Linked DNA regions of Mus musculus: regions 2, 3 and 4 are each linked to region 1. The links are chromatin loops, found by intact Hi-C in ENCODE. Cell type or tissue: left cerebral cortex. All regions are shown on one strand.

Region 1 (8,000 bases):
CCTTCGGAAGCTCACTCCTAGTCATCAAAAGTCTCTTCCTAAGAGTGAACTTTAGTAACCGCACAGCAGAATCTATACCAGACCGTTTTGACACTTTCTTTGTCAAAGCAATTAATCTAAATCTCTTTACCTTAGCCTCAGGCAGACTCTTTGAACAAAGCCAAAAAGCAGCCACATTCTTTATCAAAATATTACAAGAGCAGTCTGTAGGCCACATACTAAAACTCTTCTCTTCTGAAACCCCTTGAGCCAGTAGGCCTATACAGTTCAAGTCACCCTCAGCAGCACTGTCTTCCATATTCCTACTAGGATGGCCCATCAAACCCAACTAAAATCATTCCATGGCTTTCCAAATCCAAGGTCCCAAAATCCACATTCTTCCAAACAAAAACATGGTCAGGCCTATCACAGCAATGCCCAGTCCCTGGTACCAACTTCTTTCTCAGTTAGGGCTTTACTGCTGTGAGCAGGCACCATAACCAAGGCAAGCCTTATAAAGGACAACATTTAATTGGGGCTGGCTTACAGGTTCTGAGGTTCAGTCCATTGTCATCAAGGCTGGCAGAGTCCAGGTAGATTTGAGGATCTGAGAGTTCTACACCTTGTTCCAAAGGCAAACAGGAGAGAAGAACCAGGCAGCTAGGAGGAGGGTCTCTCAAAGCCCAACTCCATAGTGACACACTTCCTTCAACGAGGCCATATATGCCTCCTGATAGTACCACTCCCTGGGCCAAGCATATTTAAACCACCACAAGGGATTGACCATTTTCAGTTGCTGCACTATTCACATAGAGTTAAATTTATTTAATGATAGAATTTTGAGCAGTAGGCCCCAAAACTGGAGAGATAAGAGAGGCAGGTGAGGAATGGTGTGGTTTTTGTTGGGTGTTTTTAAGTTGTTTTGGTTTCTAAGTCAAAGGCTCCCCTCAAGCTGTCCATTCTCCTGCCTCGGCCTTTTGAATGCCAAAATTTAGATATTGTCCTTTCTTATTGTCCATCTGTGAACTCCACCTACATCCGCCTCCTGCCTCCTGTTGCTAGGTACTGAACCTGGGACCCTGTGCAAGCTTACCACTTGGGCATCTTCCCAGCCCAAGAGAGCCCTACTGCATGTCCATTTGAAGTCATTTATTAAGAATTGATTTCTGGGGCTGGTGAGATGGCTCAGTGGGTAAGAGCACCCGACTGCTCTTCCGAAGGTCCGAAGTTCAAATCCCAGCAACCACATGGTGGCTCACAACCATCTGTAACATGATCTGATGCCCTCTTCTGGAGTGTCTGAAGACAGCTACAGTGTACTTACATATAATAAATAAATAAATTAATTAAAAAAAAAAAAAAAAAAAAAAAGAATTGATTTCTGTGAGGAGATGATGAATGACTTAAGAATTTGTATTTCACATAATGTTTGGCATATAAATGCAGTTTGTATTTCAGGTTATGAATTTATTATTTTATTTTAGGTTTTTTTGTTTTGTTTTTGTTTTTTGTTTTGTTTTGTTTTGTTTTTTTGAGACAGGGTTTCTCTGTGTAGTCCTGGCTGTCCTGGAATTCACTTTATAGACCAGGCTGGCCTCGAACTCAGAAATCCGCCTGCCTCTGCCTCCCAAGTGCTGGGATTAAAGGTGTGTGCCATCATACCTGGCAACTGAATAACTTTGGCATAAATATACTCATACTATTTTTATCTGCTAGATTTGGTAGTTCTCCCCCTATATACACAGTGCTCAGCGATGCTTGTGGAGGAACCTGAATTGGAATTGATAGAGTGAATGTTTTGGGTTTTGTTTGTTTTATTTTTGAGACAGGATTTCTCTGTGTAGAGCTTGCTGTCCCCAAACTACCTCCATAGAACAGGCTGGTCTCAAACTCCCAGAAATCAGCTTGCTTCTGATTCCTGAGTCCTGGGATTAAAGGCTCAAGGAAGAAAACGGTCTCAAAGTTTACACTGTAGTAAATAATAACGTGGCACATACCTGTTCCAACCCTCAGGCAGGGGGATCTCTGTTAGTTGTTTGTGCTGGCCCAGGATACAAGAGCGATGCTTCTTAGGTTTTTCTTTGTTCTGAATGGAATTTAAGATTCTAAGGTTGTGTCTAAAGCAGGGCTTTTATAACCATTTTGCTTGAGAACATTTTATGTGGCCCTGGGAATATATAGATATATAATATAACTCAAGTGTTCAGTAATAATAAATTTTAAAGAAATTTTAAAGAATTTATTTTTAAATGATTATTCGGTTATATGTAGAACCTTGCCATTTACTAAAAATGAAAGAAAAGCTAAGATAGGTGATCTTTGGTTTTTGCACAAAGAATTAAACTTGGTTGTTACTTGGTGCATAGAGCATCAAGGAGATTTTTTAAGTGTTGTTTGACCTTTGTTTTTGTAACCATCAGTTCACATAAACATAGTAGAAAATGACAAGCACTTCTAGGGCCATTTCAGAAACTGTTGGAAATTCTGTCCTAATCCCAAGCCAGAATTCATTGAATGATTTATTCATGTTTATGAAATTCATGTTAGCAATTTCACAATAAAATCCCAGGATAGAATAGTTTGATACTCCTATGCCAAGGTTTGGCAGGAGGAATATAGTAAAGTCTTAGTTTTCTGTAATTAAGCCACGCTTTTGGTTTTGACTTTTTTTTTTAAAGATCACAAAAGGTGTGTCCAGCAAAATGACTGCAGTTTATTAACATACACCAGTTTTTGAATCCCAGCCAAGGGGTTTCAGGCAGCATTCAGTTAATGTTGCAGCATGGTAGCGTGTTGAGAGAGCACGCACAGGGCAGAGAGTGCATGCTGTGTGTTCAGGCTAAGGCTGCCGTGATGCTGTTCAGTGCGGTATTGGCTAGGGCTGCCCAAATGCCAGGGCTCCTTACACATTTGGCTTAGAATTAGCTTGTGGTGGTGTTACTGTTGCCAAAGCTTTGGTGGTTCCTGGATTCAGCTGCACAGCTGGATACAGGGTCGAGAGACCTACAGATAGGAGACCAGTGTTCTGACCCTCGGGTCAACATATCTTCCATATGTAATCATAAACTGCTGTGTTTTTCAAAAACAAATTGAAATTTTTTTTTTTTGTAATTATGTTTCTTTAGGGAACTAAATGGTGAAATCTTTGATCATTTCCTTTTTCAAACAGCAGAGGGAGGCAGTGTTATATGCAGTAGTGCTAGGAAGATGGGATTCAGTGGGTAAAGAGCTTGCTACACTGAGGACCCAGATTTCTAGAACCTGCATGAAATCAGGTGGGTGTGGTGGCTGTTCGTGCTTCTCAGCATCCAGGAGATAAGCACAGGAGATCCTTAGAGCAAGGTGGCTTGTCAGACTAGCTAAAATGTTGTACTCTACGTTCAGTGAGAGACCCCATCTCAGGATAGAAGGTGAATGAATGAGGGTCACATCTGATATCTTTGTACACGAATTCACACACATGCAGGTACACTCATACATGCAAATAAATAAAATGTAGACAATAATCTTCCATGGTTCTGTAAAGTGCGCTGGCATATGTAAAGCACTAAGCACACAGTGCTACTTACCCTCATAATTCAGAGTTTTATATGGGCTCTAAAAAAAGCAGAGAAGGCAATCCCTGCTACCACAGATGACATTTTAGCATGCTTCCCTTTAAACATCCAGATCTTTTGAGCAGAACTCATGCCATAGTCACCGTTGGCATTTTAGTATATGTTCCACTGAATAACCAGCTCTTTTCCAGTGTGTATGTTGTACATTGGAATGTTGTTTGCAGTCTTCAAGCAGAGTCATATGACATAGGATTTTGGTGGTCAATCAGACATACAGTGGGAGGGAAGAATATGTTGATAGCTTGGCCTTGTACAGGAAATGTTGCCCTGACTCAATCTCAACCTGCAGTAAATATTAGAATTAAGCAGTTAGAAGAGGTGAGGGAAAACCAGCTTCCTGTAAATTGCCCTCTGACCTGCACATGGTTGAATAAGGGTAGATTCCTGAGTCCGCTCACAGGTTCCTGAGATACTGCTCTAACAGCCAAGGAATTTGACTGCTTAGAATGCTCAGAAGGTTTCATCCTGAAGAGCTGCCAGAGAGCCTCAGGTCCTGAGGAAACCCTTCTCCCACCAGTCTGTGGCTCTTGCTCAGAGAAGGGAATGGATACCATGGCTGCTTAGGAGTAGTGCTGGAGCAATTGTCCTCTGAGAGAAATGAATGAATTCTCTTACACACAGAGTCCTCAGAGGTGGGCTGGTGGTATTATAATACTGAGAACTGGTGAGCCAGCACAAAACTGGTTCTTACAGATGGCTTATAGCTACTTCTCTGATATATGATCATCTCTTAAAAGCATTTTCTGTGTACTTGAGAGTAATATTTAAATTACCAAAGTTTTAAGATAATTGTGTGTTGGGGGATGCATGCATACGCATGTGAGTGAACGTGTGTGAAGGCAGGTCAACATCTGGTGTCTTCCCCATTTCCCTTTTTGAGACCTGGTCTCTCCCTGAACCTGGAGCTCAGTGATTGGCCGGCAAACCTGAGGGATCCCCTTGCTCGCACCCCAACCCACCCCATCTCTATCTTCTTCGCTTTGGGGTTGCAAGCTTCCGTGCCCAGCTTTGTACATGGGTACTGAGGGTCTGAACCCGGTCCTTAGGCCTGCGGGGCAAGCTCTTTACCAACTGAGCCATCTTCTCAAACACTTAAGGAAGTTTCACTTAAACACAAATAAGTTTGCTTATTGATGGTTACAATGAAAACATTTCTGAAACTGGGCAGATAATTCTAGAAGTATCTACCAGAGTCCTCAAGACTTAAATTTAAATTTAAATTTTAAGAGCATGTATGAATTGAAAATTAAGAATAAAAAGGAATTCATACTTCTCCCCATCTTTTGAACTTCTACGAGGTTGCCTTTCATGGTTTATGGTGTGCATGCTACTGTCTTAGTGAGTGGATTAAGTAGAACTTCAAGTTGGATCAGCTTGTGCTAAGAGATAAAGGCCTCTTTGTTCAAAGTGCACAAATGCCCAGGTTACAGTGGCTTTCAATAAATGTAAGTGCTAGTATATGGTGCTCTTCAGGTGAAACAAGGATCTTTTTAATAAGAGTAAAATTTTTATAATTCTTCAGATCTAACTTTGTATAATGTAGGCAAACTATCAAAGACACTTAATTCTTAAAAACTTTGATTAGTTATGAAAATTGCATTTTTGCTGTTTTATGTATCTTAGGTTGAGTAATGGGTTTTTTTTTTTTTTTTTTTTTTTTGCTGTTTCTTTCAGATTGAAATTAAAATGAAAAAGCCAGAGGCGGTGAGATGGGAAAAGCTAGAGGGACAAGGAGATGAGCCCACACCGAAACAGTTCACAGCAGGTTTGTACCCTGGCCTCCTGAAGTTCACGGTCATTGTGTAGCTGAAATCAAATAGTAATGAGCACTCTCCCTACTGCTTCGTTTATGAAGTAAAGATGCTTTGGATATAATAAAGTCATTCTGATGTCCAACATTTGAATACAGACACGTCGTGGCCAGGCCCAGAGGAGTTGGGACTGTCCGCTCTGTCAGCTTATGACTCAAGCCAGCAAATGTCTGTGCTGCCTGGTGTTCCGCTCTCGCCCATGGTGAGACAGTTTGCATTACTGATGCACCCTTCCCTGTCTCTTCTTTATTCCTCTCTGCTTTTCCAACTGATTTTTCCATCTCTGATCTCCTAGAATCTCAGGAGTTCACAGAGTAGTGCATTAGGACTATTTCTTACTAAGACAGAGATGGACACAGATCAGGAAAGGAGCACGTAGAAGAGGAAACAGCTAGAGTTGATCCTATAGCCCTTTATGTGCAGAAGTCCGTTCTGCGCATGTGTTATCAGCAGATAGGCATCTTTTTACTAGTGGAATAATTAACCTGCAGGACCTTCTTAGAACTGCAACCTAAGATTGTATCTTAGTGTAATTGCCTCATTACTGAATAGGGAGAAATTTCTTTTTGTTGTTTAATACTCTGATTTGATGGCTGAAACAAGCCAACATTGTGTCTCAGCTACTTTCAGATTTTTGCCCCTAATATAGTAGAAAACACATGTGCTTGTGACAATTTTTAGAAAGTGAGTTATTAACAGGTCCTGTATGTATGTGTGTGTGTCAGAATTTCATGAATGTACAAAAGTTGCAAAAATATGTGTTTCTTTACATAGTGATAGAATTTTAATAATTTGTAGCAAAGTTAGGAAAACCAGGGGAGACAGCAAAGATGATTTCTAGTTGATATTTTAAAGGGTAAATATTTTATGGCCATCCCTTGGGAATGACTCTCAGAGGTTTGGGGCTGAGGTTTAGATAGTGAACAGCTGTGTAATAAGTACAGTGCTCATATAATAGGCGGCCCAGGTATTTACCTGTTTGGATCACTTAGTGGATCTGTGGAGGCTGAGGTTTATATAGTGAACAGCTGTGTAATAAATACAGTGCTCATAAGAGTAGGCGGCCCAGGTATCTTACCTGTTCAGATCACTTAGTGGATTTGTGGAGTACTAAAATTCAGGGCAAAATGGGTGTGGTTCTGGTAACTCTTGCTGTGTCCTGTGGGGCTCATTCTCCATCAGTGGAGATGATCTCTGCAGTCACAGTTGAGTGGTAGAGTGAGTGGGCAGAGATGTAGATTGCTCTCAGTACTTCACCTACCGTCTCCAGTGATTCAAGTCGTTCTGAGATTAAATATCAAGGGAGTGTGTGTGTGTGTATGTGTGTGTGTGTGTGTGTGTGTGTGTGTGTGTGGGCAGTTTTTCTAAACTGAATCTTTTAGAAATTCAAGATGCACTCCCTCCTGTCCTGTGTGTTTCTCGAAGAATTAATATGCTTGTCAGATCCTGTGTATTGCAAGCTGGAAACTGTAGATAAGGGCAAGGCACTTAACCTATCTAGGCCGGCTTTCTTATCTGTAGAGTAGAGATTAAAATTTCATTCCCATTCTTCCTGGGAGTCAGCATTAGAATTAATTAAATCCATGTTCCCAGCTCCTTAACAATGTCTTAGGGTTTTTGTTTTCCTTGGCTACCAGTAAAATGTACAAAGATAGCGTTTCCAATAGAGGGAAGTGACATTTAGGATGTTTAAAGCAATAAGTGCACTCTGGATGAAACTGCACCAGGTCTTCCTGGAATTTACTTTGATGAAGACTGGATAAAGAAAAAGTTGGTTTATTTATAGGTAAAAAGGCACAGGAAAACAGAATAAATGTTTATTTAGTAGTTTCTCAACTATTTTTAGAAAAGGGATGTAGAATTATTGGAGAAGGAGCATTTAGTGTTACTGTGTTCCAGTGTGACAGGGGAACCTGGAGTCTGCCTGCCTGCCTGCCTGCCTGCCTGCCTGCCTGCCTGCCTTCCCTCCCTCCCTCCCTCCCTACTTTTTCTTCCTTCCTTCCTTCCTTCCTTCCTTTCTCTCTCTCTCTCTCTCTCTCTCTCTAGTACTGTAAACTATACTGTCTCTTTTAGTAGCTGCTGGCTGTTTACCACTTGAAGTAGTGTGTATTAAGATGTGAAATGCATACCCAATTTTATACACACACACACACACACACACACACACACACACACACACACATATATATGGATCATAATGTATTTTAGTATTTTCTAGGAGACTTCATGTTGAAACACTGTTCTTTCTTGTATGGTAGGTTTAAAAAATACATTAAGGGCCTGGTGAGATGGCCCAGAAGGTGAAGGTTCTTGTTGCTGATGACATAAATTTGATACCGAGGACCATCCCCAGTAAATACATAAATGTAATTTAAATATTATATTATATTATAATTTTTAATTATTTTGGTGTTTGTTTGTTTGTTTGTTTGTTTGTTTTTGAGACATGGTTTCTCTGTATAACCCTGGCTATTCTGGAACTGTGTAGACCAGACTGGCCTTGAACTCAGAAATCTGACTGCCTCTGCCTCTGCCTTCTGAGTGCTGGGATTAAAAGTGTGTGTTACCACCAGCCCAGCTTTTTTTTTTTTTT
Region 2 (8,000 bases), 120 kb after region 1:
AGAAGTTCCCAGTGGGTACAGAATTCCAGCAAAGTGACCAGGACAGCCGTGGCTGTCAGCTCATCAGCTGCTCTACAATGCACTGGTTTCCTATCCCTAATTTTCAGATCTCTAGCACTCTTGTAAATGAAGGGTAGATGAGGTATTCTACTTGTGATCCCAGAACACAGGAGGCAGAGACAGGAGATCCCCAGAGAAAGCTGGCTAGCTAGACTAGCTGAAACATTAAGTTGTGGGTTCAAGTGAAAGACCCTTCCTCAATTAATAATGTGGAGAGCTATTGATGAAGGCACTAGGTATCACACATGGTTGCCCACACATGGTTGGTTGCACACGTGTACATATACCCATTCGTATATGCCCCCCACATGAACACACAGGCATGAATACTCTACATATACACATCAGACTCAATGGTAACTCTTATTTTAGTGGTTAGTCTAGTGTGGTGGTTTGAATGAGAATGGCCCCTACAGATGCATATGTTTGAACACGGTTCCCAGTTGGTGGAACTCTTTGGGAAGGATTTGGAGGTATGGCCTTGTCTGAGGAGATATGTTGCTGGAGGTAGACTTGAAGTTTCAAAAGAGTTCTGGCCATTCATTCCTGGTGTGCTTTCTGCCTCCTGCTTGTGCACCAAGATGTGAGTTACCAGCTGTTGCTGTTCCAGTGCCATGCCTGCCTGCCTGCCTGTCTGCTGCTGTGCATCTATCGTGATGGTGATGGACTCCTATCCCTCTGAAACTGTAAGCCCCAAATAAATCTCTCCTTCTATACACTGCCTTGGTCACGGTGTTTTAGTCCAGCAATCAAAAAGTAACTGATACACTGAGGATGCTCCTATTACAACAGTGTTAGTCAGTGTTCCATCACTGTAACAAAATGCCTGTGACCAAGCTTATTTTGACTCACAGTTCTTAAGGTTCCAGTTCAATTGGTACTACTACTGCTTTGGGCAAGGCAGCATATTATGGAAGGAGCTGCTCTTCTCATGCCCAAGAAGACAAAGGGACAGAGGTCTCACAGTCCCCTTCAAGAGCTTGCTTCCAATGACCAAATGCCTACTGTGTGGATTGTCTCCTAAAAGTTTTACCACCTCTCAATAGTTCCAATGTGATGAACAAGGAGGACCTTGGGGGCACATTAAGATCTAAACTTCATTTAAGGTCTAAGATGGTAGTGGTACATGCTTATAATTCTAGCACGTAGAGAGGCAGGGGCATGGCTACAAGTGTGAGGCCAGGGTAGGATACATGAGGTTCTAAGTCAGCTAGGGTCACATAGTGAGATCCTCGTTCAAACAGCAGCAATGAAAAACTAAGTTAATTGACTGAACCGCTTTTCAGAAGACAACAAGGTTCCTGCCCTAATTTCTCCTACCAGCTAAAGTGAGGGAGAGAGAGTGGAGATTTGACAAGTAAACCCAGCATAGTAGACCCCAATCAGAGCTCTGTTCTGTCTAGCTGTGCAGATTTGTTAAGACGCTCCCCTTATCCTCTGACCTGTAAAATGAACCGTCATAGACCAACCTCTTTATACTCTCGTAAGGGTTCACCAAGTTAGCCACGGTTGTTGTTTCTTGAGTTCATTGATTTTTAGTTATGCTCTCTCTTCTGATTAGATGACTATGAAGTCACATCTTGGCCAGGAATGTGTGTGTGTGTGTATAATAGTCTCCAAGTTCGGCCTCAGAATTAAGCATTTCCTTGGGGACTGCTCAAGGTGAGCATCAGAAATGAACACTAGACCATTCTCTGTGTGTCCTGAGTATTAAGACAAAGGGAAGGCTCATAAATGGTGGCTGAGGCTAACAGGTAGGCTCCCTACCTCCAAAAGCGTGGAATCTCCTTGATGAATTTGAAGCAGAGCCTAGGACCAGCAGCCACCTTCTGCTAACTGCTAACTGCACAGAAACAGAGCTGATTGCTAGTGTCTTGTCTACCATAAAGAACTTTAGTAAGTTGGTCTTATTTTATTAGTATTAAACACATTTAATTCCATACATCCCAGCTAAGAAAAAGCTCATCTTCAATGGTTGCTAAAAAAACTAAACAGAGATTTGGAGTTAAGACAAACTGCCTTGAGGAGCTGTGAGTGTGGCTGTTTACATGTGACTTCGGGCATCTTCCTCCATCAGGTGGGTCTCTCAGCTGACTGTTGTACTTAGCAGTCCGGCTAGTCTACCTACCCAGCTTTCCCTCTAAACCTCAGCTTGGGCATCTACACACAGAGGGGAGAATGCCAGGTTTTTTTCCTTATTAAGGTTGTAGTAAGAGTCGCTACAAGCATGCAACTTACTGTCCGGCTCATCGTGAATTCTCAGTCATGATGCTACTTGTAACTAACTTTCTAAAGTGTGGTTTGAAACAGTCTAATCACAAACCTCAAGCATTAAAAAAAAAAAATCCTCAGTACAGATGTTACCTGGGAAAGGATTTTTATCTTTTATTTCTTAGTTCGTCCTCTCGGTTAGCATTCGGCTAAATAAGATTCTGAATACTCACCTCCTAGACCGGGCTTTCACAGAAAACCCTCTCCTGGGTCTCAACTACAGCACTGTCTGGAAAAAAAAAAAATAAAAAAATAAAGCCGTACTGCTCACGGTTGATTGCTTTGAGAAATAGCACATTGGCAGGATTTCTTCCCTTCCCCCACCAGCCAGGCTTGGGGGTAGATAGAGCTTCACTATGGAATCCGACTGGGCTTCAGATACCAACAGCCTGGAATGTTTCAGGGGAAGACCTTGAATGGTCTCCAAGCAGGGAATGGAGGCTGAGAGAGCCAGATTTTCAGTCTTGAAGGACCCTTGATTAGTTCCCCAAAACAGAACAATCAGTTTCCAGTGACCTTGCCTGGTATATTTTGACAAAACATTTGCCGATTAACGGAATCTCATTCTCTTCCCGACTAGGTGGCTTGGATCTACTCTTCTGTGTCTGGAAAGATCACTGCACGAGATGTCTGGGACAGGAGGAAGCAGCCCCACTGCTTTCTATCACTAAGGAAGGGGAGATCTAGTGTGTTTGCATAACCACAGTCCTTAACATCTTTCTCTTTGTCTCAACACATTTTCTTTGAGCAGGAGCTGTTGAGGTAGCTCCACCCATTTTCCAGTTTCCAAGATATTTGTGACAAAACAAGAAGGAATCTTTATTAAAATGTGAAAGTGGACTGTCCAAATGGCTCAGTAGGTAAAGATACTTGCCATGTAAATCTCTCGACTTGGAGTTACGTCTCCACAACCCACTTAGGTGGAAGGAGAGAACTGACTTCTACAAAGCTGTCCTCTGACATTCAGTTGTGGACTGACACACACACACACACACACACACACACACACACACACACACACACACAGACACACACACACACACACACACACAGACACACACACAAACACACCACTGTCTCTTACTTAGGATTAGTAGATGTCTGTGTTTTCAAGTGAGTTGGGGAGGAGGAGGTAGGTTACCCAGGGTCATGGTATTATAGAAGTCAGGTTTGGGGGTGGAGGTTGGGGGGGGGTGCCAATAGGCAGGCGCAGTAGACCTTCACTGCCACCTTGTGGTCACCTGGGACCCCAGAGGGTCATTTTTCTGGACTGTCTTCCTCACTCTCTTAGGCCGCCAGCCTGAAACCTCTCCCACTGTATCTGGTGTTATTTCAATGGATCTTTTGTTATAGTTTTTTCTTACCAGTGCACTTTAACTTTAGGGGGAATTGCGGAAAGCCAGCACATTTCTATATTCTGAAAAAAAAATATTTGCGGGGAAGAAGAGGTCAGGTTCCATGAGGGCTCTTTAAGACGAAACGGCTCAAAGCCTTGCAAGGTTCCTGTTTCTTCAGGCTGCAGCCAGTCTCAGCTGCAGCAGAGATGCTCAGGGCAGAAGGCAGGCCCTGGGGTGGCACCTGTCTTTGTTATCACCTGGTCAATTGGGGAAGTCAGGACAGAGGAGGATCCGTTCATTATCTCATTTATCACCCTCGTCTGTGGTCCAAATTAGTTCTCACATCAGATTCTGATAGTATCAGATTCAATATCATCAGCTGGAATATGAACGGTATTTTTCAGCACACACACAAAAAAATGACTTTCAAGGCATGTATTATGGGCAGGATTATAATAAATTAAATGCCTAAACTGGCAGAGTGCAAACAATTTTGACTCAGATCTAAATGTTTGCACTGGCTGTTTAAACATTTAATTTGTTCCAATGGAGGTAGCAGCACAGACTAAGCATGCTAATTAAACTCGGGCTTTGGCAACGTGAGTCATCTCGTGGACACAAAGCGCGACAAACCAGGACGGAGAAAGCCATTACGTGTGGTTTCCTCGTTCTCCAAATGAACACTGTACATCCTTCAACCCTGCAGACATTAGTAATTGTTAATGAATTGTTCCATCTTTCTGAAGTGACTTTTAGATGATGCTGTGCTACTGTTACTCTGGGAAACAACTTTGCTAATTAAGTTGCAGGGAAGTTCATCAACTACAGATAATTGGTTAAAGTGATTACGTGGATAATCTGTTTCATGTTCCATTAAAAATGGAAAATGTACAGAGGAGGAGGGATACGAATGACAAGGCATCTTGCCCAAAATAATTGCCTCCACTGCCCTCAAATCACTACCACCACCATCATCAACTACATCATCACACCTTTTGGGGCAGGGGGAATGCTCAGGCATGATTCTCTTGACTGGTCTTGGTTCTGCTACGGATTGATAGAGCATGCTGGCTAAGTCTTCTCTAAGCTTCCGGTTCCTTTGTAAAATGAGGGCATTCTTGTGCTAAATTAGGGCTAAGTGATCTATTTCCCAAATGCAGTGATTTAAATAGGAAAGCAGTTCGACTCTCTTTTAGAAGTATCTCAGGTATTTGGGGCTGGCAGGGGAGCACTCCATTCTCTCACTACAAAGCCTTTGGTAGCTCCCCAATGCCTGCAGAGCCACGTTCAAAGCTGCTCACCATCTGACCCCAGTCTACACTTCTAACTTCATCCTCCTTAGCCTGTCTGCTTGAATCTGTCTTTAATGTGCTGCTCCGCCCACCTGGAATGCCCATCTCTCCTTCACCTCCGCACTTTATTCTGTCTTTATGATCTGCACTCCTTCAAATGCTCCTTCGTAAATCTGTGTAATTATTCTCTTGCCTCTGGCTGACCCCTGCTATAGCATTCATTGTCTTTTCCTTCTAATTCTGATATTTTTGGCTCCATGTCCAATTTCATTTCTTATTCATACAAACAGCACTCATGTTTCTGGAGACAGAAAACTGTATGTTATTTATGTTATTATAAATAATATTAATTATATTATTATGTAGAAAACAGTATATTATTTATCTCTTGGGATTTTTTTTTAAAGACTTCATGTATCTCAGGCTAACCCAGAACTCTATGTAGGTGAGGATGACCCAGAGCTGCCTTTTCCACATCTCGAGTCCTGGAGTTACAGGTCTAATTTATGACGTGCTAGGGAGCAAAGTTGGGGCAAAATGTTCTTCTCAACTGAACTACATTCCCAGTCTTTACCTCCTTTATCTTTATTCCCCATCCCTCTCTTATTCCTTCCTTTGATATCTAGCATTGTTCTGTGTGCAAAAATAACAGCAATAATAATTAAAATTAAATTAAATTAAATTTAAAAAGAATGTTGAACTAAATGCAACAAAATGTTGTTCCAGATTAAAAAAAAACAACCCAGTCACCAAATAGCAACCGTTTGTTAACTCAAGGGGCCAATTAGGCAATGGGTTATTCATTGGAAAATTCCAGATGTGAATCACAACCGTTCCAATTAGATTTACATCCTGTGTTAAACTAAGAACAGCAAACAGAAATAACTCCTTGGGCCCCACATCCATGTGGAATAGTGTGCCACTCAGTTCATTAGGAAGACAGCTTTCTGGAGATGGCTGTTTTTTTTTTTTTTTTTTTTTTTTTTAATTTTGTTCACGGGATGGAGAGATGGCTCAGTGGTTATGTGCTCTGGCTGCTCCTCTAGAGAATCTAGGTTCCATTTCCAGTACCCTTAAAGCAGCTAACAACTGTCTGTTACAGGGGATCTGACACCTTCATACAGACATGCATGCGAGTTAAACAGCAAAGCACATAAAAACCAAAACCAAACCAAACCAAACCAAACCAAACCAAACCAAACCACAAAACCCCTTTTGTTCATGAACCATGCAGAAAAAATAGGGTGACCTTAGATATATGCACAAGGACGTTGTATGTGGTCTAGCTAAAGTCTATCTCTATTGGTGACATTTCTGCTTCTGTGCTTGCCCTTGGCATGTTAGATTTAAGAGTGGGTTGTGTGGCAGGGGTTCATTTAAGAGGGTAATCTTAGATTATGGGGTCACGTAGAGGTGGCTCAGAGGTTGTGGCCCTCCTATGGCTTTACTGTGCCATTGGGAAAACTTAGCACCTCTCCTCAAACCTCATTCTTTTGCTTTGCACATTTATACTGTTCTCCTCTTACAGGGCTGTTTGTGTGGATGCTGGCAGCTCATTAGTGTGGAGCTTTGAAAAGATCATGGGACAGCCTGTTGGGTACTGCCGGAGGCCCACCTCCAGGGTTCTGAGAGTGACTATTAAAGCCATGCATTTGCTCGCTCCAGTCACTGAGCCCACACCAATAGTTCCTTGGTTGCATTTATAACATTGCAGCTTAAAAAAAAAAAAAAGAAATTAAATTTTGCTTTTTCAAATTTTACAGATAAGCCATGAGTTCTTCTGCTTGAACGGATTTTGAATCATAATTTAGTTAATGCCAGGATGTCAGTAAACCCAGTGGAATTGAGCAAGGGCAAAGAAAGGAGAAAGCCGAAGGGCGAGACCCGCACGGCTTCACAGATCTGCCTGGCAATTTTCTTCCTTTCCCCCTCTATGCCTTTCATTTCTCTTGAACACGTAAGCCTTTCTTCCTCTTCATTTTGACAGATCTGGCCAGGTGGCATGGATGCTCATAAAAGCTAAGACGGGTGTTGAATTGTCACCCAGTTCAGAAATCCTCAATTCTTTATGACTGTCGTCCTACAGCTCACAAGTGATTGGGACTAATCTACTTCAAACTGGTGGGGCTCAGAACATCTGAGTGGATGTCTCCCCTCACCGTCCCAACAGGTTGCCACTCAACCTATGTATTCCAGAGCAGTGTGAGCTGGGTTCTGCTCTTGAAGGGTTCTATGTATAGGGATAGCTCAGTTACCAGCAGGGATGGTGTGGTGGCTTAGAATAGGTTTGTTCCCCGTAGACACATGCATTTGAATACTTGGCCATAGGAAGTGGCACTATTAGGAGGTGTGGTCTTGTTGGAGGAAGTGTGCCACTGTGTTGGTGGGCTTTGAGTCCCCAATGTGGAAGATAGTCTTTTCGTGGCTCCCTTCAGATCAAGATGTAGAACTCTCAGTTCCTCCGGCACTATGCTTGCAAGCTGCCATGCTCCTGCCATGATGATAATGGACTGAACTCCTGAAACTCTAAGCCAGCCCCAATTAAGCGTTTTCCTTTATTTGAGTTGCCTTGGTCATGGTGTCTCTTCACAGCAATAAAACCCATAACTAAGATAGATGGGCTTACAGCAGAGCTGGCTCGGGAGGCGTGGGTGCGGGGAGTCAGCTTTGAGGGCATGGGATGCAGGAGAGTTGACCCTGCCTCTGATTGATGGCAGCAGCATTCATTGGGTGGCCTAGCCAGAGCAGTGCTTGAAAACTCATCCCAGTGGTGCAGATAAGAGACAGCCTGTGGCTGACCAGCTCAGCTACCACCCAGGGCTCTAAGTTAGCCCACCCCAAATTTACATAATCTGTGAACAGTTAGGACTTGTGAAACAGAAAGGGCTAGTCCTACTGATCCAAAGCTGCAGGATCTCCATGACACAGGGCAACAACAGGATAACCAAGAGGAAGCCTGGTGAGAATCCAGTATTGATGATGTCACAGAAGCCAGAGGCCTTGAACCAGACTCTCAGTGACTCATTGCAATGAGTATTTA
Region 3 (8,000 bases), 290 kb after region 1:
GTCCCTGTCTTCATGGGGAAGACTCAGTAACACTTCTAGCACCGATTTTTGTACTTATAAAATGTAGGTAGTAGGCTTCGATCTCAGTTCATTTTTTTTATTGATGTATTGAGTGTGTGTGTATGTGTGTGTGAGAGAGGGGGGGCACTTTGGTGTTTTTCAGATATCATTTATCTTTCTTTTGAGACACGACCCCTCATTGATGTAAAATTCATGAAGCAGGCTAGGTTGGAGCCCCAGGAATCCTCTTCACTCATTACTATTGAGATATCTGTCTGGCCACCTAGCTTAATTTTTTAAAGTATAATTTAAAAAATTTAGTTATTTTTAATATAATGTATGCAAGCGTTTGCTTGTATATATGTATGCATATCGGTACATGCCAGATACTTGAGGAGAAAAGAAGAGAGCATTGGGTTTCCTGGAACTGGATTTATAGATGGTTTTGAGCCACCACGAGGGTACTGGGAACAGCATCCAGGTCTTCTGTAAGAGCAGCAAGTGTTTTGAACCTGTGAGCTGTCCTCTGTAATTACAAATTTTTGTTAAGTGTTTTCTTAGACAATTTCATACAGGTATATAATGTCTCCTCTTATCCCATCTCAGTCCTGCCTCTGATCTACCCTCCAGTCTACCTCTTCCCCACTTCCCTATAAGTGCACAATCCTCTAGTATTTTTCTTTTTTATGTGACCCACTGAGTTTAACCAGGATCATCTGTGCGACCATGGGTTCAGAACTGTTCATTGGAGCCTTGTAGGCTTCTCTGTGACAGTAACTACCTCTCTCCCACAATCCACGAGGTCTGGGGAGCATGTCACCAACCGAACTACCTCCTAAGCGCCCCCCCCCGCTAGCTTATTAATTAATTTGAACAAATGTCCAGTTTATAACGAATTTGAACAAATATATAGCTTTTGAACATTTCTAGCAACTGGACTTTCTACGTTTTTATAACACTGCTCTATTGAGATGTCATCGCTTTATAGCCAACTAGAGAGCCTTTCACCTCTGCTTGTCATTGCCAGTGTCAAAGTACTGAAAAGCAGATCTTCTCCCTGTGACCACCTGTCCACCCAAATCTAGCGCAGTCACCCTTGGTCCCATCTAGGTCTTGGCCACCTGCTCACCCCCTGTACATCTAAGGTATATACCCCTTGCTCCTGGCCACATAGCTTGGTCGTGTTCCCTGGTTCTCTTTTCATTCTTTTGTGAAGCTTCTGCAATACTTTTGTTGTTTTATGGTGATAATGGGGCATGCAGTTCTTTCCTGCTGCTAGGGTACCATTGTCTTGACTCATTGTCTGTTTCTCTCTGGAAGCCTCGTGCTTCCCTGGGCTCTGCTTGTCAATAGGCATATGATGTCTTCTCTTGGGCACAACAGCATCTATTGTGTCATTCTTCTCTGTATCTTCCCTCTCCCTAACCAGACAGATTTTTTTCCCCAGTCTCCAGGGAAACGTGTGCTCTTGAATTTCACACAAACATTTAACCTCTGCCCAAGGTCTTTTTGAGTTTTATAAGAACATCAAAATTTTGGAATATAATACTGGAGCCTCACCTCTATTTTTTTTTTCTCTCTCTCCTTTCTGCCCGTTTCATCTGCCCCCTAATGTGATGAGTATTGACTTGTCGAGCTGCTTGAATTGGGAGTGGTGACTAAGTGAAAAAAAAGCAAGCTACCCAGTGCAAAACAGAAAATCAATGAATAATTCCAAATATTATCCTGTCACACAGGGATAATAACATCCTTCCCGAAGCTTGTTGTAGAGTTCAGATTGAATGTGAAATGCTTGTACTGAGATGCTCAAAGAATAGCTAGGTAACGGGGACCCATGCTGTCTCTGTGTCCCCTGTGGTTCTCAGGGTCCCTTTTTCTCAGCTTTAGCCTCTTTTTGTCTTCTTTTGTCACCATTCTTTGCTGGCTCATTTGTTTATGTCAGACACCAGGGAATCACTGTGAAGCTCTGTCGTTTACCTCCTTCAAAAAAAAAAATCGCTTCTCTAAGTTTGTTTTTAGAGAAGTCACTTCACTCAGTTTGTCTTCTCCCTCCCACTCCTTCCCCTTTTGTCTCTCTCTCTCTCTCTCTCTCTCTCTCTCTCTCTCACACACACATACACACATACACACACACACATACACATACACACACACACATACACACACACACACATACACACACATACACACACATACACACACACATACACACACACACACATACACACACATACACACACACACATACACACACACACATACACACACACACATACACACACACACACACATATATACACACACACACATATACACACACACACATACATACACACACACACACACACACACACACACACACACACACACACACACACAGAGCTTCCCATGATTTGGTAAGAATGAAATGCCAGCCAGAAGGTGTAGTCTATGAGGCCCTGACTCTCTCAGTCTCTCTAGTCCTACCTGGTACAGGTAGATGGTTTCCAGAGCTGGTTGCCGTCCTGTCCACCGCTCATTGATATGGCAAAAGTTTACCTGCTTTTGCCAGATCCTCGGGTTGACCTTTGACATAACCGCTTTCTGTATGACGTGGCCTCCATGTTTAAGGCAGGAGAAGGAACAGCCTCAGAGCTCTTCACATTAGGTTTCTCTTCCCTGTTCCTTTGTTTCCTCTCCCTTTCTCACAGCAGAGGTAACTCTGCATCCTCTCTGCCTGCTTTCTTCTTCCCTTGTCCCTCTGTCCTCTCAATACCCAAGGCTGCTTGAAAAACACAGGACATTAATTTAGTGAACTTAGAATTTCAGATAGACAGCAAACAAGCAGTAGTGTAGGTGTATCTCAAGTCCTGCATGAAGGGTATACTTCTGGTAGAGCATTTACTCAACTTATCTCGGGCTCAAATGTACCTGCATGCTCTCTCTCTCTCTCTCTCTCTCTCTCTCTCTCTCTCTCTCTCTCTCTCTCTCTCCTTCTCTTTCTCCATGTATACATGCATGTGCACATGTGTGTGTGTCCCTGTGTGTCTCTGTGTGTGTGTCTGTGTGTCTCTCTGTGTCTGTGTCTATGTATGTCTGTGTGTGTATTTAAAGTGACAACCCTACCCCTGCTTCTATTCCCCTTTCTCCTTCTCCTTTTCTACTGGGTACTTTCATTTAGCTTGATCTGCTCTGATCACTTCTGCCCCAAAACCTGAACAGACATGAATCATTCCCTTGATTCTGGCCTCTTTCAAGCCAGTACCTGCCCTACCTGCTATTCCAACTTTCTTACTTGCCTTCATCACTTAGGTTTTATAACATGACTTCCACTTTGAAAACTCAGTTTCCTTAAGAAACATCACAAGTGTTCCCCACATTCCATCTCCAGCCATCTTCATATCTAGTTAGGCTTTTTCATTAGTGTCCTGCAGACATTTTCCCCAGCGTTCCATATTCCCTAATGTCCAACAGTTAACTTTAATTGCCCTCTTGCAATTTATTCCTCTTTCTTCTCTAATTGCTTTAATTTAAATGCATCTGCATAGACCTAGTTGCTCAGCCAAGAGCCCATAGGACCACATTCAACTCTTTCTCCTCCTCCCCACCCTCCAGTGTTGCTGGTAATAGCTTCTATGTCGATTGACAGTAGCACAAATGTCTACCTGCCTGGAACGGACATGTCTTGGGGCTGTCTTCTTTATCTCCCCATCATCATATTAGATTGGGCTTCTATCACTTTGAGCTTGGATTAGAACCATTATTGGGTCAAAGGTGATACATCATTTTCCGTGTGTTTGATATGTATGCCAAATAAGCCTCAGTGAGTTTTGCCAAACTACCTTCCTGTCAGCAAGGGATAATATTGTTAATTTCATGTGAGCCTTTGCCAAGACTAAGTACTGTCTTTAAGAACAACCTTGGAGATCTGTTAGGTAAAAATATCATCTTGACGTTTTTATTGCACTGCTAATAAAGACTTTTTAAAGCTTTCAGATCATTTAGAAACTCAAAGCTGGATTGAAACTTTCGACTTCAAATCTTTCATTCTAGACCCCTTAGCATGAATAAGGTGCTCCCCAAATAGCTTCCCAAATGTTGCTTCTCTGTCCCCACTGAGTGAAAGAGTACAGAAGGAGCACTGGGTGGTAATTCCCTTGAGATTGGGACCTGTGTCCTTCTCCCGCTGTGTGGTCTATCCCAAGCCCATAGTAGATGCTCAGTGCATACAAGGATGGTGCATCGAAATGAGCTGAATGGGAATTAAGGCTTTGTCAGAGGGAATAACAAAGGCGTATCAAGAAAAGAAATCACCTACGGATGACTGATGGTGTGCCAGAGTCATCCCAGGGCCCAAGGTTCAGAAGTGACTGTCTTCCATGATGCTTCCCATATGTATAAGATGTGCTAGAAAAGTAGATTATTTAGGACAATTAAAAATGCACACATGGTCGTCATATGTGCCAATTTTGCCCAGACCCAATTTAACAGCTCCCAGTATCACCTACACAGGGTGTCTCTTGGCATCATCCCTGCGGCACCCTCTAGTGGCCACTGGATATTGCACATCTGTCAAAGAAAGCTTTTCATCTTGAAATCCCCAAACATGCAAATCCTACAATATCACAAAGCATTAACTCTGTTCGTCTGCTTTTCCCTGGGCAAGACGCTTATTCCCTATATGTCTCTTCAAGGTCTCAATCCATTGTGGAGGAGGCTTGACAGAAGCCCAAAATCCTCCTCTTTTTTCTTAGGGCACAGAGACTTAATTGCATATCAGGTTTCAGCAACAACCTACATTCCATAGGGAGACCTGTGAATTCTGTTCTGATAAGGACCCTGAGTTCTGTGGATGGTTTAGAGTCTGTGTGATAAGACTACCAATTGGCATCATGTTACATGTCTGCATTAACTGCAGGAGAGGGGTACACACAGACATTCAAAATGGTGGGGTTGTAGCGCGCGGTTGTGACTCTAGGAAAAGAAAGAACACACTCCACACTCCCGTAAGCAGGATCTTTGTCTTCTGAGTCTGCTCCCATTTTTAGGTTGACTGACTCTCATGGTTCAGGCTCATTTTTCTTGAGGGGGAAAAAAAAGCAACACCCTGAAATATTGAGAGAGTCTTTCCCTAAACTCCAAGTCTCTCTGCAGCACAGCCCATGTTCAGACTGTCAGTCTGATGCCCAGGTTGTCATTTTCTTCCTGCTGCTCCCCTCCCTAGAGCCTGGTGGAGTCTCCTTGAGGCAGCTGAAGGAGTGACAGGTAGATATGCTGCAGAGGTGGGCTGTTTAAGGCAGTCACATGAGGTGTGGAAAATGTGATTTATAGGTTTTTTTTCTCCCCCCAGGGGAAAATAGATTTCATTATTTTCCACCTCAGGTAAGGGGTAAACCTCTGGGCTTGACCTTGGAAGGTTGTTCAGCTATAACAGTGTGGCTGAAATGCTGATATAGACTAAAACCTCATTAAATCAATATTGGTTATCCAAAATCATGCTTGATTGGATGCAACTGCTTTTCCTCAGCTGCCTGATGTCCCACTCTTTATTGGGCAAAAATATGAGATGCTCTAAAGTGAGTTAAGCTGTTGAGATTTTCTGGTCCTTAGAGCTTCAAATTAATAAGGTTTTATTATTTTGCAAATTGAAGACAGTTCTAAAACACCAAGTCCAATATTGATTATAATCTACTACTGTCACATGTATGTTTATTAATAAAAGAGTCCTGTCTGTTCCAGTAAAAAAGTCATGCATTTTCTCTTCCTGTTTATGCAGGTGTATAGGGCTTATTGGAATAAATAAACTTATTGGTCCCTAGGCAAATGGAACCTATGTAAATAAACAACCAATGGCTAATTATCCATGGCAACGGGCAACTGGGACAGCACATTGATGTGCTCCACTATCAATCTTCAAACCTTCCTTTAGCCAGAGAGAGGCCAGCATGCAGGAACTGGGAAGAGATAGAAAATCCAAATTCATACTGGACCATGTCATCCTCCATCTTTGCCCCCCAAACCAGTGGTTAGAGAGAATCGTACCTGTCATTTGGATTTTCAGTGAAGGGTTTCAAAGTGCCTCAGATGGGATTATGTAGATAGTTAGACCTGGGGTGCATGCGTAAGTAAATAAACAGCAGGTGCTAGTTGGCACAAAGACCTCAGAATATTCTGATGGTGCCCAAGAGGGTGCAGATTGCCAGGAAGTTGGGCATATTGGGGTCTCCCGGTGGGGGCAGTTCTTCATATTGCTATGCTTATGGTTCATCAACTAAAGCATTGACAGGGTGAATTGAGGTAGGCCTCAGATTAAATATCTCTTCCATGTCACTGTCACCTTTTTCATCTTTTCTTTGCTCTTCTGGAGGTCAGGAAAGCACCCATTGATTATGTCTTTTACAAGTCTCTTTTCCCCTAAATCCTTCCAAATATTCAGATCTCCTCCCTGGAGAATGGGAATTCACCCAAGTGATATTAGGGTAAAGCTCCCAAGAGTACAGATTTGAAATGGTAGCAGGGAAGGCTGAGACATAGAGTACAGAACTCAAGGTTGAAAGCAATCTAAGAGGTGCCCGCCCGGGCAGGGAGAGTTGCAGGAAAATGAATGACTAAGAAATTCATGATCCAAGATGGCTGGGTTGCAGGAGCGATTGAGGACACTTAGCAAATTGAAGACATTTCTCTTTTATTCACCCCTTGGCTTCATTTATTTTTCCCAGCAATTGTTTTCCCAGGACTGCAATGAAATGAACCTCACTCATGATTTGTCTAGTCATAATTAGAGTCTTCCTTTTTCTCGTTAGACAGTAATGTCAATAATGACTGCAAACATGTTCTCTCCTTTTAAAAAGGCAGAAGGCCAGCATCATTGTATCTGTGAGTTGATGTCAGATTTATAATGCAGAGATGCAAGCTTCACACGCCATATGCGTGCCAAATTTCCATCAAGACTTTGGAAGGCTTAAACTGTGCATTAAGAAGGGATCCTGTTTTGTTTCTGATGAGTTTTTTTTCGTCCTATTAAATAAAGAGGACAGAAAGGCCAGACCTCTTTGCCTATCAAGACTCATTTCAGGGCAGGCAAGTAGAAGGAAGACATTCAGAGAAGAGGAGGGATATTAATGGATGTTGAGAGGAAGATCCGGGGGCAGGGTAGAGTCTGGATAGGATTATGAGAGAGGGAAGTGGATGTGAATGGAAAAAGGGTGGAGATCAAGGTGCAGGGCAAGGTGATCTCTGTGTGTCTTTGTGTATGCATGTGTGTATATGTGTATGTATGTGTTTTTGCACATGTGCATGTGTGTGTGCATGTACATGTGTATGTGCACAAGTGTGTTGTGTGTGTGCATAAGTGTGTTGTGTGTGCACATGTGTATGTGCATGTATATGTGTATGTGTGTATGTGTGTGCGCATGTGCGATATGTATGTACACAAGTTTGTTGTGTTTGTGTGTGTGCATGTATGTATGTGTGAATATATGTGTCTCTGTGTGTGCATGTGTATGTGCATGTATATGTGTATGTGTGTATGTGTGTGTGCATGTGCGATATGTATGTACACAAGTTTGTTGTGTTTGTGTGTGTGCATGTATGTATGTGTGAATACATGTGTCTCTGTGTGTGCATGTGTGTATGTCTCTGTTTGAGTGTGTGCATATGTGTGTATGTGTGTGTGCGCGTGTGCTCGCACCTGTGTGTGCATGTGTGTGTGTATGTGCATTTGAGCGTATGCATGCTTCCATGCAGTATACTTGTCTGGAGGACAAATGAAGAGTACTTGGAAGGAGCTGACACAACAGAGGGAAAGTGAAGTTGATTGACTTGCTTTGGCTGTTTCTCCTCACCTGGGCTCACACTCAGACATGCTAGAAAGGATGGTTTAAAAATAGCGTGATGTTATCACATGTGGTTGAGCATATTGCCCTTGAGGGAGTGTTTTCCTGGGCCCAATTGGTAGGATCCCAGCCATTTTGCACTTTGGAAGAGGTAATTTACTTCACACAGTGAGCACTTGGCTCCCT
Region 4 (8,000 bases), 590 kb after region 1:
CCTGTCTGTCATGCTCTTCTTTCATGAATTAGCTTGGAGAAGAGATAGGCAGTCTCAGATTTGGATGTTGATTCAGCAAAAACTATTAATGTCTGATATTTCTTGCTAAGTGTTAAACTTCACCCAAGAAGCCAGTTTTATTATAGCTGGCTGGGCCAATATTATTTAGTAAGTTGTACTTATTATAGAGGTCTCATATTATACTCATTTCCAGATATCAACCTTATGAATCCTAAGCCGGTTTTGTAGTTTTGAGTTCACATGATGGTAGGTGCTATTGCATAGAAATAGCATGCTGTTATGAAACGTTCACTCATATTTCACAAATATTAATGAGTACCTTTCCTATGGAAGTCATTGAGCTAGTCTCTGTGTGATACATTTGATAAGGTCATAGTTCATACTCTGATTCATAATAGGAGTAAGATATATGCTTTTCAATTAATAAATCATAGCATAATGTACAAGTGCCTACAATGAAGGACAAGGTTGTTTCAAGATCTCACAGTGTGACTGAACTTTTTGTTCTCATCTTCCTTTTCTCCAGATTCCATGGAATCTGTTAGGCTAGGCATTCTGTGCAGATATCACTGAGGATTTCTGTCTTTGGCCATTTACCTAGTGAGCATCAGAAGAAGGCTTGGGAATCCTACTGGGGAACGGATGCAGCTTTCCTTAGAAAATTGAAATCCCAAAGATACATGATTCTCCCGTAAGCCTGTAGAATAATTTGTCTGTTTCATTTCCCCATGCCTAGGGCTTGTTTGCCATGACATCCCGCTGATTCCTTCACTGTAATGCTCCTTAAATTCCCACCTGATACATCTTGCTACTCATCGTTCAAGCCATTAACATCTCATACCTAGGTCCAAGGCATCTTAACTGACTTTGCTCTTGCTTTCAGTCTCTATTTAGTTTGTCTTGGCAGGAAGTTTTGGGGCAGAAAGAAGTTTAGGCCACACAAATACCACCTGCATAATTCACCTGAAAGATGTCTCCGCTGAGATAGTCATGGAGCTGGATCTTGGCTCACAACTTTAAATATTGTCTGATCATCATTTGGGATTTCATCAGTATTCTGAGAAGTCAATCATAGACATCAGTTGTCTAGAAACATGGCAGCAAACTCTTTCACCAGACCTCAGTGCTTTCTCATTGCTGCCTTATATCCACTGACATTTAAAATTCACCATTAGGTTCTTCTCTTCTAGATCCCACATTCACACTTGTCCAGTGTACTACTTTCCTTGAGCCACACTTTCCAACCAACTGACCTATCCAATCCTTCTACAAAGGCTGTGTCTGCATCTTTTTCAACTTCCATCTAGGTTAACTCCATGCCTGGCAATTCCAGTTGACTATAGTCTTTTCTGCTTGGTTCTCATTTGGACTTGACACAACTGTGCCGTTTGGCACTTGTGGTATCTCTAAACTCTGATGCCAAAGTTAGTGTTTTTTTTTCCCATGAGGCTGTGCAGTTTATTGTATCACACATGTAATTGAATAGCTGTAGATAAAGGCTCTGGAAATGGTTGCTCTCTTTGGCGTGGATACACACATGCTTTATGCAGAGCAGAACTAGAGGACCAGGTTACAAGAAAAACAGAAACCAATTAAAGTAAGCACAAGGGGGCATTCCTTCTCAGTCTTTGTTGTTTTATTTTCTTCTTGCTTTTCTCATTGCAGAAAAGGTCCCTTCTCGGCCCAGTGAACATCCAACGCTTGATTCTTTAGACAAGAGATTCAAACCTGAAGTCAGCTTCCCCAGCTCGCTTGGATTTGAGGCATAGATGAACCAAAACAGTAAAAGGAGTTTTTTATTGACTTAATTTCCTTCATGCAGAGATATTAATAAAGTCAGCAGTGTATAATTGCCAGTTTTATGTAGCAGCTGAAGATCACATGCTTTTGATAAAATCTTTATTAACATGATGAAAAATGTTGTTTTTATGTGACTATTTCATAATTTAAGTGCTCATTTTATGCTAAGGGTGGCTTGTGATTAGTGTTGATATTCTCTAGTGGTTGTCTGTGATTTTTCTTAGGGTAAAGTACGTAAATGGTTGATAAAATGTCATTTGTTTCTATACTATGTGTTTAGATGTTATTTTGGGTGACTTTGGGATGAAGTGTTTTCCCTAAGTGATTTTTTTCCCCAGAACATCATCAATTTGCTTATACCTTTTCGTATAAATAACTACACAGCCATGATTTGATAAGAAGTTATCTATGCAGTGGGGTAGGTAGCATGAATATGAGCTATTGTGCCTTCTTGTGAGGTAATGCAAGGCACTTTCTTTATTTGGGAGGCTCCTTCTGCTAAATGCTTACTTTAGTTTTTTTCAAGGTATGATTTTTCAAAAAGGTTTATCTTGGAAAGCTGAAAGGTTGATTTGTTTCTTTCAATCAGGTTTAATAGCTTCAACTTTTAGAACTTACTGCTCAAAGACAGCAACAAAGACAGAACTGATTTTTGCCCCTTCGGCTCTGGAGTGTTTTTTCAGTTGAGAAATGAAAATGTGTCTCAGGATAGGACACTATGTGCTTTGTTCTAAATGGCACTGAAACTGTCCCTGGCCTACACAGGTATTGGTGCAGAGTCCTGCAAAGCTGATGCAGACTTTAACACATGTGTGGGAATTTCCTGTGGCCTAAGTTTTTCCAAATGTATGTTACTAATTTTATGTAACAGGAATGAAGAATTACGAAAATAGCAAGGTGGTACTAGAAATTAGAAAGCTAACTTTTTTTTAAATGTGTTTCCAATGAAAATTACCTTAGTGTACCTACAATGTATTCTGTGTATAATGGGAGATATTGGTATTTATGTGCTCAGCAAAATAAAACCTGTATTATTAAAATTACCGAAGGATAAATTGCATGTTATAGATGTGACTACTTGACATATTGGTGACCAACAGTATGTTTGGTGTTTTGGGTTTAGGAGTAAATGTATAGGTTGTTCATCAAATTCTCCTGCTTTAAAACCAGGCTGCTGCTTCATGTCTACCTCTTCTGACTGCAATATTACCCTTGACCATGCTGTTGGTTTTGCTTTATATTTTACTCCAGCAGAAATCAAAATGTATTTTATAGACCTATACTTTGGCAATATGCTAGGAAAGAGAACACAAGCAACTTAAAGCAAATTTCTGCCACAGTGCTTTTAATATTAACAGAGATTTTCATCTAACAGCACCAACAGAATAGAACATGAGAATATCACAGCTCAGGGCTGTAAACACAGCTTCCTGATGTCTTAGTCCCTAGGGAGAACAGAGCACACAGTTTTTATATTATTCAGCTTGTCATTCTATTGGCATAGAACTGATTTTCTTTTTTGCCTCAGAAAATGCCTCTTTTCCAAATCTCCAGCTGCCCTTCATTCATAAAGCAGCATTTTAATAAGGTAGTTGTTTACTACAAAACAATGATAATACTAATAACGAATCCCTAACAGCAAAGCATATTCCTTTCCAGCGACGGCCTCGTTGATGCCAAACAGCTGGAGGAAAGATGGGCGAAAACGCAATCAGGCATTTAAACACCATTGCTGGATGTTTCCAAACATAAACATCCAGATGTATAGCGTTGTGGAAGTAATAGGTTTGATTACTTGCCTTTTGCATACTTCATCTGGATCTTTTGATGCTATGTGGATGAAATCTTAAGAGTATTCTTCATTTTTCTGTATCCTAAATGGCTTTTCTGAACATGCATGGTAACACCAATGCTGAGAACTGATAGAGACTGAGCCTGGCAGAGGTTGTGTGAGAGAAAGAAGGGAAAGGATTTCGAACGTGGTTAAATGGGTCCCTCTCCTGGCTAATGCATGTGGCAGCAAGGACTTGAGAGTCCACTGAAGCACTTTCAGTTTTCAGCTGATAAATATATAAGAATAAAGATCCTGAGGGGAAGGTCAAGATTGCCCTATTCTCTCTGAGACCCAGAGCCCAAATAACCAGGGGCTTTCTGTGGTATTTAGTTCTAACAAAGGCAACTCTTTTGTATACCATTGAAAATACTTGCTCAAGAAGAATCTGCAGTCACCGGTACTGAGGTATAGCTGTTTGTTTTTCCAAAGGTTGCCTCATCAGGCAAGATTAAAAGTCTCAAAAAGATCAAATGAGTGTTTTTTGTTTTTTTGTTTGTTTGTTTGTTTTGTCCTGAAACTTCAGACTACCCTTCCCAAACCAACTCAAGTCTCTTGTGGTCTTTCTCTGATACCAGTTATTGGTAATTAGCATGAAAAGTCATTGCCAAAATATGTCACTAAGCATGGACACCTAAAGATTTAATGATCTCATCAGAGGTGGCCTGGTCTCAGAATCACATTCTCATGTCCTAGTGCAAAAATAAATGCCAATGCCTATCCAAGACTGAAAGGAAAAAAAAAATTAGTCATTTTTTTCTGACACGTCCTTGAAGAAATCAATTCTACAGATCACGGAGGAGCCAAGAAAAGCTTGTGCATATGAGTAACTCAGTCTGCTCAGTGAGTCAAGATGACTAGTTAAAAGAGCACTCTGCCGTGATGATGTCTCCTAGGCACGAAGAACAATGCCATCATTAACGCGTGGGACTGTTTAGCATTTAGAGCGCTTCACACATAAAGAAACTTAACACGAGACTATTTATTATCCTTTAGACAGATGGTTTAATGTGTCTTTAGCCTTCAGCCAACCAGGCCACCCGTGGTTTTCTTTAGCCAGGGGCTTTTAAAAAATAATTGGGAGGCAACAATTTTCTAACAAGACTGACTGCAGTATACTTCCTTAAATCTCTTTTTTACCCTTAAGTATCCCTTGCAGTTGTTCAAGGCTGACAAACTTCTCTGACATTGATTCCTCACATATAAGTAATTACTGACATAAAAGAGGATGGAGGGGTATAGATTGTTTTGTTTTGTTTTGTTTTCATTAGTGGTTCCTTCGCAATAGAAAGACTATTCAGATATGATTACTCTGGAAGATCGTTCTCTTCTGATTAGACATTGCCTCACTCTAGAGAAGTCGTTATTACAGGAGTCTCCAAAACAAGAAATGCCATTCCAACATGGACGATAACGGGGTGGGAAGTTGTACATTGTAATATACTTATCTTAAGTGGTAAAAGCCAGGGGTAGCTATGCCTCCAAGGAAGAGAGTTCCTTAGTAGAGAGTAAACAGCTCGTGGATTCCATAGTATTATGATCAATGCGCGAAATGCACACATTACAAAAGCAAATCAGATGTACCGGTATGTGAAAACTTATAAAGAGATTTTAATGACTCCTGTACAACAACCTTGGGCATTGTTCATTTCTCCAGGTCTTTATGTGACTCAAAGACCCAGAGATGCAGAGGACTGGCCCAAGAAGGTATCCACTTTTCTACTTTTCCTCTATACTCCCTCCTACCTACTCAGTGGAGTTCTACAGAGGTAAAGACTGGGGTGAGGAAAGTGATTATGTCAGCAGAGCATTTAGTGTGCTTAGCAGGGCAAGTGTCTTCTGGGCTTTGAAAGGACGAGAAGTCTGAGCACAGAATCTAGGATTTTTTTTTTTTTTTTTTTTTTTTTTTTTGGAGCAAAATTGTGTGTGTGTGCGCGCTGTTTGTTTGAGTTTTGAATTTTTCCACTGCAAGGAGTTAGACTTGTATTTGTGTTGGTTCTGTGACTTGAGCTTTGAGTTTTGCATCAAAATTGTTGATTTTCTCCTGGGAGGAGGAGGAGGAAGATCCTGGCACAGCCATTGGCGATCTAGAGGACCATGTTCAGCTTGATCTCAGCACAGAACATCCAGTCAGTCCCACCTGGTGAAGCAGTTCAACTCTCTGCTCTAGGTATGAAAGGACAGAGGGTGGGTGACTGGGACACAGACCTGAACCTGGAGTGTCTGTGCAGTCAGGCCCCATAATGTACACTGGCCTTCCATGTAATGAGCTCTTATACAAGGAGGGGTAAGGAATGTAAACGACCCTTCCACTGACATTCTCTGGGCTCAAAATCTGATGGAGAGAACTCTGTAGGCACAAGCATACCCTTCTAGGTGCCTATGATGAGGGTGTGGGTGCTAATGAGCCACAGAACATGTGCCTAGCCAAGCATCACAGTCCCTTCTGCATGGAGCTGTAGAGGCACAAGGACACACCCATTGTCAATCTGGTTCAGCTACATGAGCTGGAACTGCCTAGCCAGGCTGCCGACAGCCTGGAGTTGGCAGTCCAGGTCAGAGGTTGCTAGCTTCCTTCTTCTACCTCAGCCCCCTGATTGTTTGTGCTAGATGACAATGACCACAGCCCAGTCCTTATCAGGGTACCTTGACTGAAGTGGAATTGACTGATCATGCACCAGAGTCATCGCTGCCGCTAGATCCGGGTGATGATAAATTCTGACGAGGATTCCAGGAACAAAGGTGATCACCCTTGTTGCACACATCCCGCTCGAAGTCTGCCATACTTTCTGGCTCTCCCTGTGCTCTGGCAGCCCCATCTTCAAGCACCAGTCTATCTACAAGCCTGGACATGGGCCCTGGATTGACACCCACAAGGTCATCGTGAACATGCTGCTTGTCAGTGCTCTTGAAGTGATTATCATTTTCTCCGACATCCCCCAAGTGTCCCCGAAGAGGTGATCGACCTTGTTAGAAAGGCCCAGGACACTGGAAGTCTGAGTTACCTTGCTGTCTTGAAGGGTGGAGCATTTTCCAACTTGTTGGAGCTGGTCAGCACCTCGGACAGAGACCTGGGCATCAACAGGCTCGAGAACAGTGCCCTCTAGTCTCAAGACCAATTCAAGCTGCAGCCAGCCAGTGTCACCTAGTGGTAGCACAGTGCCATTGGCCAGTGAGAGCCTCTGAGGATTATCTGACATTGGTGGAGGAGAGCTGTGGGGTTCCGGACTATGCTACTGGACAAAATGACAAAGCATAAGGTGTCAGTGTGAAAGAATAACCCTTCCGACATCTCTCTGGCCCCACTAGTCACCCAAGACTTGATTCTGAGCCTCTGTGGCCAGGTCACCTTCTGGCAGCTGAAAGCTGAGGCTGGCCACAGCAAGGTCTTGTGCTCCCTCTCCCATCCCCCAGCAAGGTCAACTTTTGTTTATTCTGCGCTGCTACACTGCTATTCTGCTATAAATGCCAGTGGATCAGGCGCCACCTGGTGGGAAAGTTGTGTTGGTCTCAGCTGTGCAGAAGCAATAAGAAGAACTGGGTGATAGGGCACAGGTTTGGAAGTAGAGAGGCAACTGGATTCCTTATTAGTGGTTGGATGCTTTGGCTAATGGCCGAAGCTTTCTGCTAGTGGCCATCTCAGTGTAACGTGTTTTACACAAAGGAATGAGTGCAGCCCAAACCAACAGCAAGCAAGAGGTACCTGAAGTCTCAGAGATTTTAGGAGCTGATTCTGAGGGCCTCAATTCAAACTCTTATGAAATCGTGGCCTCTTTTATTTTGTCAGAATTCTAGGAAAAGTGACATTACATGATATTCTAGTGTGGGGACAGTGAACAGCTTTTATGCCCCTTTCTTCTGGACGGACTGGGTCCCACCTACCATTGGGGAGAACACTCAGCTCTCTACTAGATGTCACAAACATTTAATCAATTTTCATGCCAGGAGGCCTTACACCAATTCAGTGCCTGGCCGTTTGGGACTTCAAATGTCTAATAGGTAGGTGTTGAGGGAGATCTCTTCAGACGATGACAGGAAGCCCAAGGGTAACGTTGATGGGAGTCGATGTCTGCCTTTGCTGCTCCTTTGCCTACGGTAACTCCTCTGGGTCTAGTTTTAACACAAACCCCCTTTAGAGTCAGCTCCTGATGATGCACTCTTGATGAGGGAAGCAGAGCCTGTTCTGTCAGTCTCCTTATCTGAGGGTAAAATGTTAGTGACTGCTGCTCTGCTCTTTATAAATTGAGTTCAATCGTAGTTCCTTCCCACTCCCCATCCCTTTACAGAGAGGATAAATCTGCCTCAAGTTTAAGGTAATTTCTGAATATTTATCGTTGCAGCTGAGCAA

What was found. Hi-C counts contacts between places; a loop is a spot of excess contacts. Peaks named below come from ENCODE experiments on the same cell type or tissue, not always from the same donor. Only the 100,000 strongest peaks of a DNase experiment are listed, where the experiment ranks them.
Region 2: it touches region 1 in a loop (10-fold over the local background); 11 of 42 quality-filtered maps call a loop at or near these places.
Region 3: a loop joins it to region 1, with 4 times the contacts of the local background. A loop is called at or near these places in 9 of 42 quality-filtered maps.
Region 4: it touches region 1 in a loop (9-fold over the local background); 10 of 42 quality-filtered maps call a loop at or near these places.

What each region holds. Positions count from the first base shown.
Region 1 is chr14:79,614,439-79,622,438 of GRCm38, forward strand. Sugt1 (SGT1, suppressor of G2 allele of SKP1 (S. cerevisiae)) reads left to right here. Exons shown (of 13, transcript NM_026474.6): 11 at 5,271-5,361. Among named protein-coding and RNA genes, the nearest start is that of Sugt1, 31 kb to the left of the region's middle. In left cerebral cortex, a CTCF peak has its summit at 3,146 (motif pointing right); DNase peaks (open chromatin) are centred at 3,172 and 6,632; H3K27ac peaks cover 247 bases.
Region 2 is chr14:79,734,316-79,742,315 of GRCm38, forward strand. It overlaps Mir759 (microRNA 759), which reads left to right and starts at 4,116; the gene lies at 4,116-4,213. In left cerebral cortex, a CTCF peak has its summit at 3,575 (motif pointing left); a DNase peak (open chromatin) is centred at 4,256.
Region 3 is chr14:79,908,303-79,916,302 of GRCm38, forward strand. The region is part of intron 1 of Gm6999 (a long non-coding RNA gene); the gene reads left to right. Among named protein-coding and RNA genes, the nearest start is that of Gm6999, 21 kb to the left of the region's middle. In left cerebral cortex, a CTCF peak has its summit at 4,525 (motif pointing left); a DNase peak (open chromatin) is centred at 4,538.
Region 4 is chr14:80,209,319-80,217,318 of GRCm38, forward strand. It overlaps the pseudogene Gm17923. Among named protein-coding and RNA genes, the nearest start is that of Gm31776, 32 kb to the right of the region's middle. In left cerebral cortex, CTCF peaks have their summits at 3,822 (motif pointing left), 6,832 (motif pointing left) and 7,131 (motif pointing left); DNase peaks (open chromatin) are centred at 3,791, 4,492, 6,799 and 7,129; H3K27ac peaks cover 237 bases.